Regions from separate parts of the Homo sapiens genome. Here region 1 is linked to region 2. The links are chromatin loops, found by intact Hi-C in ENCODE. Cell type or tissue: OCI-LY7. All regions are shown on one strand. Each heading gives the region's core, and the rest is flanking DNA. Links, peaks and the distances in the headings are about the cores only.

Region 1 (9,084 bases), core at 1,383-3,882, 150 kb before region 2:
CCGACAGTGCCCCTGCCCACCCACCCTCTGCTTGCATACCTCCTGTGACGGGGAGCTCACTATCCGTGCTGGTTTCCTAGGGCTGTGCTAACCATGCACCACAAACTGGGGGGTGTGAAATGGGAGAAGTTTATTCCACGAGGCCGTGGAGCTGGGCGTGTTCAGGGCTGGGTCCTCCTGGAGGCTCTTCCAGCCCTCAGTTTCCCGGGCTGGCGGCTCCTCCCGTGGCCTCTCTGCTGCACCCGCCTTTTCCTCTTCTGTGGTTTATAAGGACACTGGTTGTTGGATGTAGGGCCCAGTCTAAAAGATAATCCCTCCCCCCTTCTCAGGACGTGGGACCTGCCTTAACCCAGGATGAGCCATCTCAAGATCCTTTCCCTAATTACATCAAAGCAAAAGCCCCTTTTCCAAATGAGCGCGCGTTCACAGGTTGGGTTAGGGTGTGGGTAGAGCCTTTTCCAGGACACAGCAGAACCCACTGCATCCCCAGCAGGACAGGTGCTCCTGTGTGGGTTGGCCCTGCCTTAGGCTGGGCTGATACAGGCCTCTCTGCACGGGCGCTTGGCTGTCTCAGAAAAATTCCAGCCCCTCACGGCCCTCCCCAAAAGGCGGCCTGAGCGCCTTGAGGGCCACGTCTGTGGCAGCCCCATCTGTGTACCCAGGGTTGAGAGTAGTGCAGGGCATACAGGAGGGTGCTCTGTAAATAACACAGAATGGAAAAAGGAGGGAGGAGAGCGGCTCTCCCCATGGGTACAGTGGGATGATAGCAGCTCCAGTGCCAGGGCTGCCCTGAGGCGCATTAGCATCACCTGCCTGGCTCAGGTGGTCGCAGGCCGCAGCACCTGCCGCCAGGAGGCTGACAAGCACTCTTACTGTTGGGAGACAGGGCGGCGGCAGTGGGGCAGGGGTGTTTGTCTTTTCTCCAGAGTCCACTCAGCCATTCTTCTGGGGACAAAAACTCAAGACCCCCCGCAATCTCTGCATGCCAAGCACAGCCTGGGGGTAGGGGGCTGGGCCCCTCCCTGGCTCCGGAGTCTCTGGGGGCCTCCCCTGGGTTGAGACCTACGAAGCAGCCCCGGGGTCCCTTCTGCCACAGAGAGGGGCCCAGGGGAGCCTCATTGGAAACGTCCCGAGGGGCCTGCAGCTGGGTGCTCAAGATGTTTTGTGGAAACCCTGACGAGTCACCGGGCTCAGCATGGCCGGGCCTGGCCTCCCCAGTGCTCTGCCCAACCTGCCCAGCTGCGGCTTGGGGCTAGGGCTGCAGGCCAGGCCGGGTGGGGAATCTTGAGGAGGGGAGGAGGGTGCCTTCGTGCAGGGTTAGGGAACGCACAGTGTTGGGAGGGAAAGACAAATTGATGTCAGTCCTCGTCCTCTGCTGGGAGTCCTTGTGCAGTGCACGACCTGCTCAACCATACCCAAGAAAGAGAGGAAGGGGGAGGGAATAGGAGCCAGAGGGAATGGAGGAAAACGCCAGGAAAAGACGGGGAGAGCGAGAAGCCCCCCACCTCGGCCTAGTGCCCTCGTCCCCCATCCCCCGGTGGAGCCAGTGACCCTCCCTCCTGGCATGGGGAACAGGTCTGTCCACACGTGGGTCACACACGCCGTTCCCTCGGGCAGGACCTGGTCGGCCTGATGAGGGCAGCCAGTGCCTGAGGAGGTAAATGGCCGAGTGGAAAAGTTCGGCAGGAGGGAGTGAGCAGAAGAAGCCGGAGCCCTCGGGCACAGGAGTGTCCTCCCCGGCCTCCCTCCCTCGGCTGGGCGCCCCCGCATCCTGCGCCCCGCCCAGGGGAGGATGGAAGAAGGCAGCCCCACCGCGGACTCCGCTCCGCCCCCGCCTCCTTCCTCCTCCGACCCGGGGCTGCCTTCTCCCCAGCGGCCGCCGCCCCATCTCCCGCTTTGCTCTGGTTCTGAGGTGGGACGGCCGGACTCCCAGGCACAGGCTGCACCGCGAGAACGGCGCCAGGGACCCGGCCAGCGCCGCGCGTCTCCCCACCTTCCGCGTGTTCTCAGCGCTGTCCCGGGGGTCGCAGGGCCAGGAAGACACGCCCGGGGGGACCTGCGGGACCTGCGGACTGGGCGGGGCCCGGGGTCCTGTGGGCGCAGAGGACGGGAGGACGAAGGGCGGCCTGCGCTCCTGCGGGTGGCTGAGGCAAGCGCAGAAATACCGGGTTGGGCAAGACTGGAAAAGCGGCGGCAGGAAGGCTGGAGGGCGACCCGGAGGCGGAGGCCCAGACAGGCCGAGCGGCTCTCAAACCACAACCCGGGCCCGCCCCCAGCAGACCACGCCCCCGGACCCTGGTCCGGAGATGCGGAACGAGGGGCTTCAGACAAACGCAGGGCCGGGCGGGTCAGAGGCAGCGCGGGGGACGCCCCCCAGACGCAGCGAAGGACGGACCCACGGTCAGGAGCCCTTCAGCGCCCTGAGCGGGCCTGCGGGAAGAGGGGTGAGGCAGGGAGGGCACTGGACAGGGCGGAAGGAAGCGCTCTCTGCAGGGTCTCCCCCCTACATCAAGGCGCAGGTGCACAGTGGGTCACGCGCTGCCGGCTGCCCACAACGCAGGTGTGTCCAGCCGAGGGCACTGCTGGCGGGGGTGCAAAATCGTCATGGGACGTTGGCTGGGACAGCAGAGGGCCCCTCCCTGCGGCGCGGCCGCCCCCACCCCCTCATGGGTTTTCCCCGGCAGGAGTGGTCTCGTGTGTCTCGGCCTTTTCCCCATCTGTGGATCCCTCTAGGGCCACCGCCTCCAAGCAGGGTCTACGTCTGCCTGCCCACCCAAAGCCCAGCCGAACGGGTGGGTGGAAGCGTGGCTGTGGGGGAGGAGCTGCGGGCAGAGGGCAGAGGCCCTGGGGCACCCCCTGGGAGGGGCTGGCGGGCGGATGCCGTTGCCAGAATCCCACACAGGCTTTCTAGTCACTGCATGGGGAGCGAGGAGAACGTGAGTGCCAACCACCTGGAGCAGGACGTCCCTGGAGGGCGTGGACGCCCATCGATGCCTGTCACACAGCAAGGCCGTCCTTCCCAGCTGCCTGACCAAACATCCTCTCCACTAGACCACATGGGGGCAGTCACCCTCCTAGGACAGGCCCCTCTGCACCAGTGTCCAAGAGCCAGAGGGATGGGTAGCCACACCTGGGGTCCACTGCCACCCGGTGCGAGTTCAAACCCAGCTCCAGACTGAGGTGCCTAGGGCTGTGGCCGGGGGCTGAGCAGCCGCAGAGGGGACCTCGCCTGGTCCCAGTCCACAGGTGAGCTGTGGTGGGTTCACCTGTCTGCTCCTGGCCGTTGAGCTGTGGTGGGCTCACCTGTCCGCTCCTGGCCGTAAAGAGACAGTCACTGCAGATGCTAGCTTGAGGTGCCCCACACTGGGGGCACAGAGCGCCATTTCCTGGCCTCCAGCCCTCATGGTGCAGCTCACAAATGACAGGCTGCAGGCTGGCACCCAGGGTGGCCTGGACTCCAGCTCTGTGGCCTTGAAGGCCACCCTTTTCAGAGAATGGGAATTCCCTTGCACCTGGCTTTGACCTGATGGCAAATCGGATAAGCCTCAAAAAACTGTGGCCGGACGCGGTGGCTCACGCCTGTCATCCCAGCACTTTGAGAGGCCGAGACGGGTGGATCACGAGGTCAGGAGATCGAGACCATCCTGGCTAACATGGTGAAACCCCGTCTCTACTAAAAATACAAAAAATTAGCTGGGCGTAGTGGCGGCCGCCTGTAGTCCCAGCTACTCGGGAGGCTGAGGCAGGAGAATGGTGTGAACCCGGGTGGCGGAGCTTGCAGTGAGCCGAGATCGTGCCACTGCCCTCCAGCCTGGGCGACAGAGTGAGACTCAGTCTCAGGAAAAAAAAAAAAAAAAAAAGAAAAGAAAAAATTGCTGAGACACATGATCCAGGCCGCTGGGACACAAGATGAACTGCATGGCCTGCGCTATCGGAGGGAGGTGGACATAAAATGGGAAACAGTCCCCTCAGGAGTGCACAGGCGGTCCCCCTGTGGTGCTCGCTCACGCCCAGCTCCTCTGCCTACACTCTAATTGTCATTTAATCCAGGGGAAGAGTGGCATGGACGCAGGTCATGCTGGGAGCAGAAGCACGGGATGCTGCCTCCCTGGGGCTCAGCTCGCGGCCCCGTGGGAGGGAGCTCTCTCTTGGAGGTCTCATCCTGAACCTCGGGTCAGGAAGTAGATGAGGGAGATGGGTGGGCCGCAGGCCTGGGCACCACACCGCGGCTACCTGAATCTGATTAAAGGAGGCGCTGGAGGCCCTGGAGCGTGCACCTGGGAGGCCGCTGCCCAGGCGCAGGCCTGTGGCTTTCAAGGTGGAAAGCAGGGAGCAGCAGCGGTGGGTCCTGGGGGGCTCTGCCGGTGGCCCCTGCTGTGGAACGTGGCATCACACGCGGGGCCTGGCTCAGCAGGTCTGGGGCCTGCACACGGAGCCGGTGGTGGTCACTGCAGTGGTGGCAGCTGGGCTTGGGGCTGGGAGTCAGCCCTGGACCTCTTCCCCTCCAGCAGCTCCACGGCCCCTGCAGGGAAAGTACCTCCACCTCACGGACCAAGGAAGCCCCAACCCAGCCCCACGAATGGGGAAACTGAGGCGCAATGCTCTCCTGGGCTGGGTCTGAAGGCAGGAGCTGCTCCACAGCCGGTCCTCCCGGGGGGAGTGAGTGCACAGCCACACCCTCGCCCCCCAGCGGCTCCCGAGTGCTGGGCCGAGTGCAGTGCACGACACAGAGGCAGCCCCGGCTGCGCATGGGCAGAGGGCGCACACACCACGAGGGCAAGGACAGCTGCTTATCAAAATATTTTATTTTAGGAGACCCCTCAAAAAAAGACCCACCACATTAGACAGACGCCCCAACAACACCCTTGGCCTTTTTTTGGTCTTTTCTGTATTTTTTCCTTTTTAAATCAACTAAAACAATTTGATGCTTAAAATAAAAGACAGGAAATATTTCCTGATGAGACTTTAGTCGAGAATATAGATATATTTCTGATCCGGGGGCGGGTGATCAGGGGCGGGGGAGGAGAAGGATGTGCCACCAGTGGTTCGCGAGGTTCCGTTTCTCAGCTCAGGAGGGAGCCTGGCTGCCTGGACCCGGGCTAGGGACCCAGAGCTGGGGCTCCACAGGCCTGACCAGGGCCAGGGAAGAAGACGGAGGAGGAGGAAGAGAAGGCGGGGCTGGCGGCTGGGGCTTGTAATTTACATGAGAACCGTGCTGGTCACTAGCGCTGTCTGTGTCTGTCTGTCCTGCGGGACTTCTGCTCTGGGGAGGGAGGCTGGGATTCAGCGTCGTTGTCATTTCCTGTGTGGCTTCTTTTCCAGCTGAGAAACTTTTTTTTCTTTTTTACTTTTTAAAAAGAATCACAGCCAAAATAAGACATTAACTGCAAAATCCAAAATGGCTGCGCTTACCCTATGTATAAAAATGCGTCCAGTCCGGTCGGGGCACGGCCTATGCTTTCCCGGGGATCTTGGCCCGCTTGCGTGCAATAGCATCCTCCACGGCCTTCAGCTGTTTCAGCAGCTCCTCCCGCCGAGACAGCGTGCTGGCCTTCCCTGATTTGGTGCTGGCGGCGCCGGGATCCGAGGCTTTGCCGGGCACGCTCGTGACCTTGCTGGAGCTCTTGGACTGGGGTGACAGCTGGCGCTTCCTACAAGGGGGTGGGGAAGACCTTGAGCCCCCAGAAGCCACGTCTGCAGGTGGAAGGGGTGACCTCCCCGTAGGGGCGCTTCCACTGTGTCCTCAGCGGCCACCAGGACAGGCAAGGGGCTCCCTGGATGGCCAGGCTCCCACTGCCACAAGCAGGCCTGGTCCTAGCCACTGGCTCCCGGGCTTTGTGGAGCAGACTGGGAGGGTCCTGGGCTGGCCCCGCACAACCTCCTGTTATTCTTCCCACCTCTGTGCCCAGGGATCTTTTGCCCAAGGGCATGCGGAGCAGAGGGCACCCTCCAGCCTCAACCAGGGCAGGAGCGTGTGTGTGTGTGTGGGGGGGGGTGGGGGGTGGGGCTGCAATTCGCTGTCCATGCCCCTCACCCCGTCAGACCAGCAGGAGCTGTAGTGACGCCTCCAGCCTGGCCCAGTGCTAGCCCTGCTGCTGCTGGCCTCCCTGGGGAAGCGACTGGGGCTGGCCCCCTCGGTGTGCCCAGGGCACATGCTGGGTGGGACTCACCTGTCAGCCGGGGCTGCAGGGGCTTTGGAGTTCTGGCCTCTCTGCCGCTCTGGCTTCGGGGAGCCCAGTCTCCCACCTGACTTCCGGTCCCGAGAACCTGGGTGATAGGTACAGAGTGAGACCACCCTCCTGATGTACAGGGAATGGCTGTGTGGGTGGCCTCACCGATGCCAGGGACTCACTTCTAAAGCCTGAGGCTGCTTAGTTCACCACCTTCATTTTTATAAAGAAATAAAAAGGGGAGAGCCAAGTAGGAGAAGAGAGATGTGGGCACCAAGGCATCTGGAAATGAGGCTGAGGCCAAACCTGGGCCCCAGGTTCCAGCAAGCAGCCAATATCTCACGCAGAGAGACAAAACTCCTTCCTAGCTTTGAAGAAATTTATCACATGGGTCTTCAAATACGGAACAACAAGAAAGACATGGCAGTAAAGAAATACAAGCAAAGCCGAGAGACTAGGAGTGTTTCACTCTGGCAATGTTAGGAGGGAGGCGCGGCAACCGAGGGGGGGGCCACTGCCCAGCGCAGGCCCAAGGCTGGTGCGAGAACAAAGGTCCGCAGGACCCCAGAGGCCCTGGTTCCAACCCCAGGCAAGGGCAGCAAGGCTGTTCCAGACCAGCCACACAGGGCACAGGCCCTGGGCTTAGGGACAAAGGTGAGCAGCTTCCTCTTCCTGTGTCCGACAAACCCAGAGAACTGCTTGGGAAGGGGTCTGGAAGCCCCCTGCCTGTTCTCTGTGTCTGGGAGTGTCTGTGCGGGTGGCCAGGCCCCCTTGTCCTCTATCTGGTTTGAGCTCCACCCATCAAAGCCAGCCAGGACAATCTCCCTGTCTTTCCATCTGGGCCCCAGCTCTTGGGGTGTGGTCAGCATGGCTGGGGGTCCCCGAGGCCCTTTCAGGTCTGTGTGGTTCAACAGTAATATAGACACTATCTGCCTCGTCACTCAGTCCGCAGGAGCCTGGGAGGATCTCCAGAAGGCACGAGGCATGTGGGTCCAGCCGTCTTCCGTCAGCCAGACTGAAGAGATTTGCAAAAATGGAAAAACCAATGCCATTCCTGCTCATTTGTTTTGGAAAATATATTTTGCAAAAATGGCACATGTGTAAAAAAAAATACAGTTGCTCTTGTTGCCCAAGCTGCAGTGCAATGGTGCAATCTCAGCTCACTGCAACCTCTGCCTCCCAGGTTCAAGCGATTCTCCTGCCTCAGCCTCCCAAGTAGCTGGGATTACAGACGCACGCCACTACGCCCAACTAATTTTTTGTATTTTTAGTAGAAACAGGGTTTCACCATGTTAGCCAGGCTGGTCTCAAACTCCTGACCTCAGATGATCTGCCCACCTTGGCCTCCCAAAGTGCTGGGATTACAGGCATGAGCTACCGCGCCCGGCCTAATTTTTGTATTTTTAGTAGAGACAGGGTTTTACCAGGTTGGCCAGGCCGGTCTGGAACTCCTGACCTCAAGTGATCTGCCGGCCTCAGCCTCCCAAAGTGCTGGGATTATAGGCGTGAGCCACCACGCCCGGTCCTGTTATTTTTAAACAAATATTTAAAACCTTTTCTTCGTTTTAGTTTTCAACACCCTAAATACCGACAGGCATCATCTGCAAGTCAGATGTTCTCTGGACCCTCCTCCTACTTGTTAAGAGCAATGGGGTCTCAGACCCAGCTGCTCCGCATCCCCAGGCTCCCGTCCCTCTGCCCTGCCCCCTAGGGGCTGGGAGGCTCACCTCGGTCTGGGGATGTGTTGGGCCGCTTGGCTGGAGGAGGGCTCTGCCTGTCCTTGTCTGATGGTTCATAGCGCTTCCTGCTTCCTTTATCAGCCGCCTGGGACAAGAGAGAGGCCAGTGAGGACAGCAGGGCCAGGAGCCAGAAGCCGTGTCCTCGCCCCAGAGGACATGGGTTCCTTGCCAGCAACCTGCTCTGCTCCCAAAGGTCCCACCACACACCCATGAGACCCCGTAGCCCTGAGTGAGGCCTCCAGGACCCGGACCAAGGGCACCCCCACTGTGCACTTGGGGCCCTTCACGTTCCAGGGGAAGCACCCTGCAGGCCTTCCTGCTCCCCACGGGGGCCACTCTAGGAGGACCTGGGACCCATGAAGCCAGGCCTCTTGCCCTTCCAGCAGAGGACAGGGATGTGTCCTGCTGAGGACAGAGGACAGGGACGGAGGCTTCCTGTATTGTGTTGAGACTGCATGGCAGGGAATGGCGGCCACAGGCACGAAGAGAACGCCCTCTCTGTTCAGAGAGAGGCCAGCAGCACCCAAACCTCCCCAGATGCTCACACTTCCCAGCCCAGGCCGGAAAGATGGAGTCTCGCTTTGTTACCCAGGCTGTGCTGACACCTGCAAGGCCCCACTCGCCCTCACTCAGGCTCCGTCCCCCAGGAGGAAGCTGTCTCAGGAAGCAGATGGACCCAGGCCTAGACGCTGGGGCAGCCACCAGGAGGGCCCTTGCCCTCACCTTATTCAACAGTGTCAACTTGATCTCCTTGTGGGCCACAAATGTGCCCTGCTGGGGCTGCCCGGGGGGTGCCTGCTGGGGTGTCGAGGGCTGCTGGGAGGACTTCCCCCCTGCTGGAGGTTTTGCAGATTTGGGTGGTTGTGTGGACGAATCCCTTTTCCGCTTTTCCTCTTTAACACCGTCTTCTTTCTTAGATTTTCCTACCAATGATAAATCCGCAGTCATGGGGGTACTGGTGATTTTCCCATGGCCACACCAACAGCCAGGCAAAGTCTGTGCTGATGCCGCCCTCCTCCCCCGGGAGCTGCTCCCCAAAGGTACCAGGGCTCCTGAGTACCTTTCTCCTTCCTGGTCTGGGCTGGGGCCGGGGACCGAGAGCTGGCTGAGGACACGGGGCTAGCCAGGTCTGCGTACATGTCCTCCGAGTCCACGCTGTGTGCAGAGCTGCTGCT
Region 2 (9,084 bases), core at 3,314-5,813:
AGTCTGGAAACCGCGTGTCTGAGTTCACGTGTCAGGGGAGCTGATGGGGCAGAGTGGGGGTGGGGCAGAACAGAAGACACCAGAGGGAAGGCCTGAGCGTTGCAGGCTGGAACAACCACCTCCTGAGGGCTGAGCGCCCCATCCCTGGAGGCAAGCAAGCCGCACGGATGGAGAACTGTTCGGGGTTTGCGCCTCTGGCTAGGTGGTTCCTGGCTTGTCTTGCCTCATGGCCCCTCTGGGAATCTGATGAAACCTGGTGCCTCCTCCCCAGAAAAACACACCGAAGCGCCCACATGTGCCCAGCTTCAAGAGCTTCTCTCCGAATCCCCACTGTCCTCCTTCACAGCCCCTCATGATCCCTGCTTTGCTTTGTTTCTCCAGGGAAAGGCAGAAGATGGGAGGGAGATGGGCTGGTCGGAGGTGGAGCCTGCTAACGCCCGAAACACCTGCCCAGCCAGTAAGAAACGTGCCACCCGCCAGCGTCCAACGCCAGGTTCAGAGGCTCATGTCAGAGACCCCCGAAGATGCGAGAGAAGGAGAAATGCTGTGACTGAGTTTCAGGCTGATGTCCAAGGCTGACCCCGCCGTTCCATGCAGCAGGGAGGCGGGAAGGTGGATTTTCTGCGCGTTTGGACTCCAGCCCCCTCTCTGATCATGAGCAGGCTGTGGCTGGCTGATGCCGTCAAACCAAACTGCTCCTGGAGGGGCAGATGCCTTTTCTGCCTTCTGCTGACACCCGAGGGCTAGGTGCCAGGTGCCGTTCCAGGATGCAGGGGTGCACCAGATCGCTGAACACTGCCCTGGGTGTCCGGGCCACTGTGGGGACAGTCAGAGAACAACAGATGGGCCCCGGCCGAAAACAATGGCAAGTTCTGGAAGTGCAGTGAGGGAAGGGGCCATGAGAGAAAGACAGAAAAACACGGGGATGGGAGGGGCTGCCGCCGGTAGATCTCGGAGGGAACAGTGGTTGTTGTGAGACCAGCCCCTGAGAAGACAGCTCTGGCAGAGGGGGCCATATGTGCAAAGGCCCTGGGGCGGGGCCAGAGGTGGTGGAGGAAGGGGAGGTCGGGGGCCAGGGTGTGCTGGCAGTCAAGGCTGAGGGCAGGCAGGGTCCTGGCCGTGCTGACCTCAGAGGCCACGGGGAGGAGGGGACCCTCATCCTGGGGCCACCGGGGAGCCATGGGGGGTCCTGGACAGGAGGGGCAGGTGCCACCGGGGAGCCATGGGGGGTCCTGGACAGGAGGGGCAGGCTGGACTCTCCTAGCTGCAGCCTTTGGGGCTCTAGCTGGGACCCATGAGTCCCGGCCTCCTCAGAGCACCTCAGAGCTGTAATTATAGGAGGGGGCTGGGCTCAGACCACACAGGAGCCAGCCCCAGGCGAGGGCTCACAGCCTCCCATTAAAGCGCCCACACGGGCAGGCTCCAGGGCAGGCTGGGCCACCCCTGACCGGTTCAACTCCTGCCCCTGGGACAGGAGGCCCAACCCGAGTGCCCTCCCTCAGCACACGCCAGGGCAGAAAAGCAGCCACCGAGGCCTCCCCTCCCCACCTCTGGGGTCGGCCCTGAGCAGGCAGTGCCATCCAGAAGGTCAGGAGGTGCTCGGCCATCCCCGACTTGGCGGGAGCACGCGGAACGATCAGCTCAGCCCGGCTCCTCCCCCTTCTAGAGGCCCGGGCTTTCTGTGGCTGGCATGGAGCTGGGAGGGGCTGCCCAGGAGCTGTGCTTCCTCCTGCTGAGCAGCTGTAGGGCATCAGGGCCTCAGTGACCTGCTCTGGCAAATGGGCTGGAGGCCACCTGCCTTCAGGGACTTCGGGGACCAGAGCACTGGGGCTGGGGCCCACAGGAGACACAGCCCTGTGCATACCTGCTGCAGCCTCAGGAAGGTGGGCTGGCTCTCCATACCCCACCCAGGTGGGCCTCAGACACCCAGGGAGGTGCTGGGATGGTGATGGGTTCTCCTATTTACACAAGAACAAAGGCTCCTGCTCCACACAAAGCCGTGGTGATGAGCGTGGAGAAAGAGGCTGCCAGGCTAATTTCAGTTCCAGCACAATTAAAACGGCTCTGATAATGCAGGAGACAACTGTCAGCCCACAAATAGGATGTGTCGAGGTGGATGCTGCCCTGGGCCTGCCTCGGTGTCTGAGAGCAGCTGCCTGGTCCCCACCGAGCCCCTAAGTCAGCACCGGTCTCGTCTGTGGCCCACCTGGGGTCCGTGGGGACTCTCCAGGTGGGCGACAGAGCACTTGGGCCCCCAGTGGCTGGGGGCATCTGTGAGCCACAGCTGCTCTCTGCTGCTTTCTCCCCATGCCCGGGGCTAGCAAAGAACCCCCCTAGCCTCTCTGGGGACCCTCTCTCTGCCCAGTGATGCCAACAGCTGGAGCAGGCCAACCCACGGCCAGGCAGGCTGACAGCTGCTGCGTCCTTGCTGTGTGACCTCGAGCAAGTCACTCCACTCTCTGTGCTCAGTTTCCCGGTCTACAGATGGAAGCCACAGCAGCTCCCACTTCAGGAGATGAAACGTGCAGCCTGCCCGCGTCCTCAGAGCTCAACACAGGGCAGGTGCTCAGTGAACATGAACTGTGGCTAGCACAGGTTTTGAGAAATGGGCAAGGGTGTGAATGGTTAAGACTGGACGGGCGGTGCTCAGCACTTTACAAATGCCCACCCTTAACCGCCCCCACCCACGTAGTCCAGCGAGATGGTCTTCCAATTTCATTTCAGATGGGGAACCTGGGGTGTAGAGGGTGGCAGCCCACACAGACCTCAGCAGGTAGGGGCGGTCAGGAAAGTGCAGGGGGACAGGGTGCATGGAGGAGGGGGTATGAGGACAGTACGGGGACTCGGTGACGGCTGTGGCAGGGTGGAGTGGAGTAGCGTAAGCAGGACCTTGGGGGCAGCCATCGTGGAAATCCCACTCGCCAACCACATCCCAATACCCACAGTGGGAAGCCAGGTCATTCCCACTTTACAGGTGAGTAAACCAAGGCCCAGCAAGGCCGACTTGCGAGCTGCCCTGTCCACGGCCCCCGGCGAGGAGGCAGCGGTGGTGGGGGTGGGGGTGGTGGGACAGGAACTTGGGGCTGGGTTTCAGACCTGCACCCAGCACGTAGCCCTTCCCCGAGCCAGACACGGACCCCACGCCTCCCTCGCCCTGGGACCACCTGCAGTGAGGGTGATGTCAGCCCCATTGCCTGGCCTGGCAGAGGTCAGTGGCCAAGGCTGCACCTGCCTGGAGGTGTCCACGGGCTATGGCTGTGGTCATTGGCGGCCAGGGCAGCACTGGGCTCAGCCCCTGTGGTGCCCGGAGCCCCTTGGTTATCACAGCCAGCAGACACCCGTGCGCCCATCCGTCTCCTGCTCATTAAGCCGGACGCCGAAATGGAAATGAAAACATAATAGCTATTTGATTGGGGGTGAGATATTTTGCATATTGGCTTGGCGCTGATAGCGGAATTTCATCAACTCCCTTTTTTCATGCTTTAAAACTGAATTATGGAGCTGGCTCTGTGCAGCGGGATGATCCCAGCTCCCTTCCAAGTCCCCACACCGACGATTAAGGTGGCCCCTCCCGGCTTTGATGGCGAGGCGCTGGGGGGCTCCTTTGAACGACTGTCTTGCGGAAAGCTGGAGCCAGTCGCTGAGGAGAGGGGGGCATCCCCCAGACTGTGGGCCCCAGGGTGGACATGCCAGGTGGGGCGCAGATGGGGGCTGTGGATGAGGAGTCTGAGGCCCCTGGGGAGGCCCCTGCGGTGCCCCTGGCTCTGTGACCTTGGGCAAGCCTTCTGAAAACCAGGGCCCTGGCCCAGGGAGCACCCTGCTCCGGCTCAGTGTTTGAGATGAGCCTAAGTCCCCAGTGGGTGCCTGCAGGGGACACAGGCGCCTATGCTGGCCTCTCTTGGGAGTTCTCTCATTCTTGGTCTAGAGGGGAGGAAGTGGAGGTGCAGGTGCCTGCCCAGGCCCCATGTGAGCAGCTGGTGGGGCGGGTGACCACTGGCAGCCACACGGCCCCGCTCCTCCCCCACCAGCACCACGGCTCTTTCCTTCACTCTTTCATCCGCTCCCTCACTCACCCGTCCCCTCACACACTCACTTCTTCCTCCTTCGCTTTCGCTGGCTCCTTTCCCCTTCCTGAGCCCTTGGCGTGCCCCACCCTCACGAGGTGCCAGAGATCCTGCAGTGACCAGCCCCATCCCCCAAAAAGTGGAAGATGCCAGTGTGAGCACCACAGGAAAGAGTCAGAGGTGCCATCCAGGAAGGCTTCCTGGAGGAAGTAGCAAGTGGGTGGCAATCTGGATGGGGAGAGGAGGAGGCTGCCAGCACCGGGTCCAGGGAAAAGCGCTCCAGGAGAAAGGAACAGCAGGAGCTGAGGCTGGCACAGGGCAGGCGGCTTCTCCCTGAGCCTGGTTTCAGCGGATCAAACTGTCTTGCCAAAGGCTGGCGTTAGGACTCAGCCAGGTGTTGGCAGTGGGCGCTGGGCGCAGATGTGAGGTTGTCACCACAGCTGCTGTCACTGTTTCTACTCTGCAGGGACGTGCCCCATCTTCCTCCTTCGGCGGGGGGTGTGAGTGGGTGAAGGCCAGGGCTGGGGGAGGAAGTACTGCGGGGGTGGCAGCGGGGGGGAGGGAGGGACGGGGAGGGGAGCGGAGAGGGGCACAGGTCGGGGCAGAGGATGGGATGGGGAGATGGGAGAGGGGTGGGGCTGGGGAGGCAGAAGAGAAAGACCCCCAGGGCTGGCCTCCTGGTCTTGCTGGCCCTGGGTAGCAGGTGGGTGGGGGGGGGTCACAGCATTGCCAGGAGGGAGAACCTGGCCTCTGGCGGCACACAGCGGCCAGATAAGGCCCTGATAACAGACAGAAAATAGCAACAGATTCAGACTTTCCCACCAGCTGGGCAGCGGGCAGCTTGGGCCACGGTGGGGACAGAGAGGAGACGGGGACGGCCCCGCTCGCTCTGTTGAGGCCACGCTATGGGAGCGCAAGGTGACTGGGGCCCAGGCTGGGTCTGGGGGCCGTGGTGAGCCATTGCAGAGGGCCTGGGTCCCCCAGGCTGACCCGAGTTGAGTCTACAGCATGACCTCCAGCCAAGCGGCGCCCTCCCAGGTCCCTGGTGAGTGGCTGATGCTGTCCACACCCCCTGGCCCAGCTAGGAGCATCTCTCATCCCGTGAATCTCGCCAAGCAGGGAAACCGAAGCACAGAGAGCAGTGGTAGCAGCAGCCCAGCCCCGCCATCAAAGTGGGGTCTGCTGGCGACACCAGCCCAGCACCACCTGCGTGGGGAGCCCGGCCCCGCGGTTGGGACTCGGGACTCACCGCCCACACCCTCAGGACCAAGTGGCCAGTACCTCACGCGCAATCCATCAAGCAGCCAGACTGACTTCCAGGCACTAGGGCAGCTGAGGGAGTGGGCGCAGAGCCTGGGAGAGCCCGGAGCAGACGGCGCCTTCTGTGCCTACCCACCTACCCACTGGGGAGCCCAGGCTCGGCACACGCCCTCGGAGCCTCGAGCCTCCTTCACGTCCAACCCATCACCCCGGTGTGGCCCGGAGCCACCACTGCCATGTGGGGTCCAGGCCCCCGGGGAAGTCTCCACCCCCGTTTCCCTCGAGTAGCATTTGTCACCTGGCTTCTTAAACCCATGGGTCCTCAGGTTGGCCCCCAACTCCTTCCCCTGCCGCCCTTGCCTTGGGGCCTCAGCACCCCCTGCCCCCTCTACGGGAACCCTCGCCTCTATGTGCAGTTGAGGCCTCCTCATCCCTCTGGCGGAGGCTTTTTCCCCCAGCCTAGGTCCGTCCCCCATGGTCCAGGCCTCCCTTCCAGCACCCCAGCTCTGCCGGAGCCTCGTTTATTTGTAGGTCACACTGGTTCACCGGCTGGACTGGGAGGGGGCATGTGTGCCTCTGTGGGCCCGCAACAGCAGCTCAGTGAGCCCTGCGGGAGGCAGGACGGGCAACCGTGACAGCGACCCCTTACAGGGATGCCGGCACCAGGTGCTAAAGAAAGAACACAGGAACGGCTGTGTAGACGCAGACGCTGATGGAGATGAAGAATGAAGAGGCCCTCGGGGGCTATGAGAGGCCCAGGCGGGAAGAGTGCCCTGCAGCAGCCCCACCCCTGGCCCACCCGCAGCTCCTCAGTTCGGGATCAGCACTTGCTGTCAGCCAGGGCAACCACAAAAGCGGATGCCGGTGAGGGTGCGGCTTACTAGAGCAGAGCCCTAACCAGCGCAGGAGCACGTGGCTGAACCTCCAGGGTCCCAGAGAGTCGTGGCAGGCTGGGGACGTGGCCTGAGCCCACCACCCGGGCTGTGCCTTCTGGGCCCAGACACCCTCCCCCATCGGTCCTGCCCCTCAACTGTGCCAGCGGGCCTGGGGCAGGGGAGACATGGCGGTTGAGCGGCTCCACCAAGAGGCAGACAGACAGAGCTCCCACACACCCTGCCATGGGGAGCTCGTGCCTCTTCTGAGTCCCAGACCCACCCACCCCCAGGTCTGTTCTCCCTGTTCTCCCCTCCGAGGTCGGCCTCAGGCTGTGGGCTCCAGGAGGGCCAAGCCCACTGAAGCAGCCTCAGAGCCCAACACGCCCTCCAGGCCAAGCCTGGGGAGCTGCTGCTGAACTGAATGTCCCCAGGCTCAAGTAGGTGGCTGCTGTGCAGGGGCCCTGAGCCCTGACTCACTCCCAGTGAGAGCCTTATAAATATTCAATTGAGATGGAATTCACATACAACCAACTGCATCCCCATAAGCATTCTCTTGGTTTTGCTTTTCTTTTCTTTTCTTTTTTGAGACGGGGTCTTGCTTTGTTGCCCTGGCTGGAGTGTGCCTGTGCAATCACGGTTCACTGTATCCTCAAACCCCTAGACTCAAGCGATCCTCCGGCCTAAGCCTCCTGAGTAGCTGGGACCACAGGTTCATGCCACCATGCTGGACTGAAGCAATCCTTCTACCTCAGCCTCCCAAAGTGTTGGGATTGCAGGCATGAGCCACTGCACCCAGCCATGTTTGGCTTTTAAAGGCAGGAAAGTTTGCTGGAAATGGGTATGGTGGTAACACGCAGCCCAAATAAAATCCAGGGCCCCACCTGGCCCAGTCTCAGGCAAAGAAACACACCGCGGTGACCCAAATCTGTGCTTGCTTCTCTTCAAGAGTCTGAAAGGAGTCACTGAAAATCTTACTCTTTCTAGCATCAGCCACCTTCCCCGTGCCCTTCTCCGCTGACCCGGGGCCCTCACAGGCCAAAGCCCACACGCCCAGCCCACGTGGCTGCTCAGCTGTCCCTTCCCGGCACTCATGTGAACTGTGCCCGCTTCTCTCCCTCCTCTCCTCTCCTGTGGTTCCCTCTATGTCCATGTTCCAATTTCCTCATGGAAGGCAGGGAAGCCGGGCTGGCAGAGACCAGAACTCACTTTCAGGGCTGCGGGGAAGGTCTGCGTGGCCCCGGTCTGCGATGGTGTGGAGAAGGGACCCGGCGCACGGGCGTGCGCACGTCCAAATCTTCTCTCCATCGCTATCACACTGTGTGTCTAGCGTAAGCACTGCCCTTGGGGGGCCAGGGTCTTGCAGCCAAAAGCGGTCCCGGGCCAGAAGTGGGAAGCCCTCAGGCCACCGGCTTAGCTTCTGACCATCTCGGGCCCTCAAATTCCCTGCCTTTCCCTGCCCCTCTGGGAAGCCCTCCCTGGCTCAGGTTGGCCCCCATCGTATGTATGTTCAAGTCGAGTCCCTCCCTCGGTGCCAACAGCCTGGATTCCACAACACACTTGCTGTGTGAAGAACTGTCTCCCTGCCTCCCCAGCCACACTTGGCCTTGTGGTCATGTTCACTAAGCAGCCCCCAACCCCTCACCTCCTCTGCTGAAATGCCTCCCATGGGCCCCCGGGGATCTCGGAGCAAAAGCCAAACCCCTACCCAGCTCCCACCTGGTTTCCGAAAATGGCCCTGCCCTGGCTGCCCTCTCTGCCAGAACTTCCAGCAGGCACCTGCTCGGCCCTCTCCCCTCCCTCCCTCAGCCCTCCCCAGTTCCCACGATGGCCGCCCTGCCACTTGGCGGCCCTCTCTCCCTCCCTTCACGTATGCTCACGGCCGCACCCCCAGCATCTGGAACGGTGCCCGGCACACAGTAGGTACCCAGCAAATGCTGATGGACACGGGAAGGGTCAGGGCCTGGAAACAGGCTGGTGGGGTGTGGCTGGCTTGGAGGGGGGTGTGGCTAGGTCATCCTGGGCTCCCCCAGCAGGGAGGCTGTGCAGAGGGATGGAGGCTTGGTTGGTTCCCGCGAGGGGCCTTCGGGTCTCAGCCTGCTCACCCTGGGGTGGGTGAGCCAGGCTGAGTCCCACCTGGTTGGCCGAAGGTGCCCATGGCAAGGTGCCCTGCTACCTGCCCCTGTGGGGTCTGAGGCCTGGGTGGGTGTGGGGGCACCACGAGGAGAGGGATGAGACTCAGGGTCATGGGGCACCAGCATTGGGAGGGGGTTCTGCACCCACACCCCCTCAGCCCCACCACTTCTTCCTGTGGCTGACCCAGTAACCGAGGGGTGGACCTGGTGGGCTTAACTGCCCTGGGCCCACAGCCACGCCCAGCCTCTGGCCGAATGGTGTCCAGGCTGAGCAGCCGTCCAGGGGGCCGAGGGTAGGCCCAGGTCCTCCTGCACGCGTGCGTCCCAGGCAGCATCGGCTGCAGGCAATGCTGGGGCTCCTCTGAGCCCAGCCCCTCCCTAAGCAGAGGAACTAACAGTGGTAGGCAGCAGACAGTGGGCAGTGGCCAGCGAGCCTCGGGGTGGCCACACAGATAGCACAGATCCAGGTGTGCTGACCCAGCAGCCTGCCTGCACCCTTTTCCCGAGCCCTGCCCTGTACCCGGCGTTGTCCTTGGGGTCCTCACAGTCAGGAGAGAGGACCTGGGCTTTCTCAGGCCTCAGCTCGCTCTCCCCTCCTCCTCCTCCCTTTTTCTTGGCTGTGCTCCCCCCCCCGGACCCCTGCCCCTGCTCAGGGTTACTTGGGTGGGATTGGGACACAGGTCTGTGCAGCTTCCAGGCCCGAGGTCTGGTCTCTCCCCTTGCTGGCCTCAGTTTCTCCTCCTGGCTCCACGT

What was found. A loop is a pair of places that touch in the nucleus more often than their neighbours do. Peaks named below come from ENCODE experiments on the same cell type or tissue, not always from the same donor. Only the 100,000 strongest peaks of a DNase experiment are listed, where the experiment ranks them.
Region 1: it touches region 2 in a loop (4-fold over the local background); 1 of 110 quality-filtered maps calls a loop at or near these places.

Annotation. Positions count from the first base shown.
Region 1 is chr16:88,627,668-88,636,751 of GRCh38, reverse strand. It overlaps LOC124903755 (a long non-coding RNA gene), which reads right to left and starts at 1,744. Exons shown (of 2, transcript XR_007065181.1): 1 at 40-1,744. ZC3H18 (zinc finger CCCH-type containing 18) reads right to left here. Exons shown (of 18, transcript NM_144604.4): 14 at 8,970-9,084; 15 at 8,633-8,832; 16 at 7,898-7,994; 17 at 6,171-6,267; 18 at 4,788-5,651. The coding sequence ends at 5,453. RefSeq lists silencers at 1,680-1,839, 2,060-2,139, 2,180-2,239, 2,340-2,389 and enhancers at 1,049-1,978, 3,250-3,319, 7,727-8,441, 8,442-9,084. In OCI-LY7, for the core only: CTCF peaks have their summits at 2,849 and 3,053 (motif pointing right); DNase peaks (open chromatin) are centred at 2,531 and 2,971; H3K4me3 peaks cover 1,001 bases.
Region 2 is chr16:88,475,394-88,484,477 of GRCh38, reverse strand. The region is part of intron 1 of ZFPM1 (zinc finger protein, FOG family member 1); the gene reads right to left. Among named protein-coding and RNA genes, the nearest start is that of MIR5189, 11 kb to the right of the region's middle. RefSeq lists enhancers at 232-737, 3,317-3,817, 3,818-4,318, 4,785-5,709, 5,710-6,635 and 2 more. In OCI-LY7, for the core only: a CTCF peak has its summit at 4,830; DNase peaks (open chromatin) are centred at 3,927, 4,507 and 4,807; H3K4me3 peaks cover 1,248 bases; H3K27ac peaks cover 988 bases.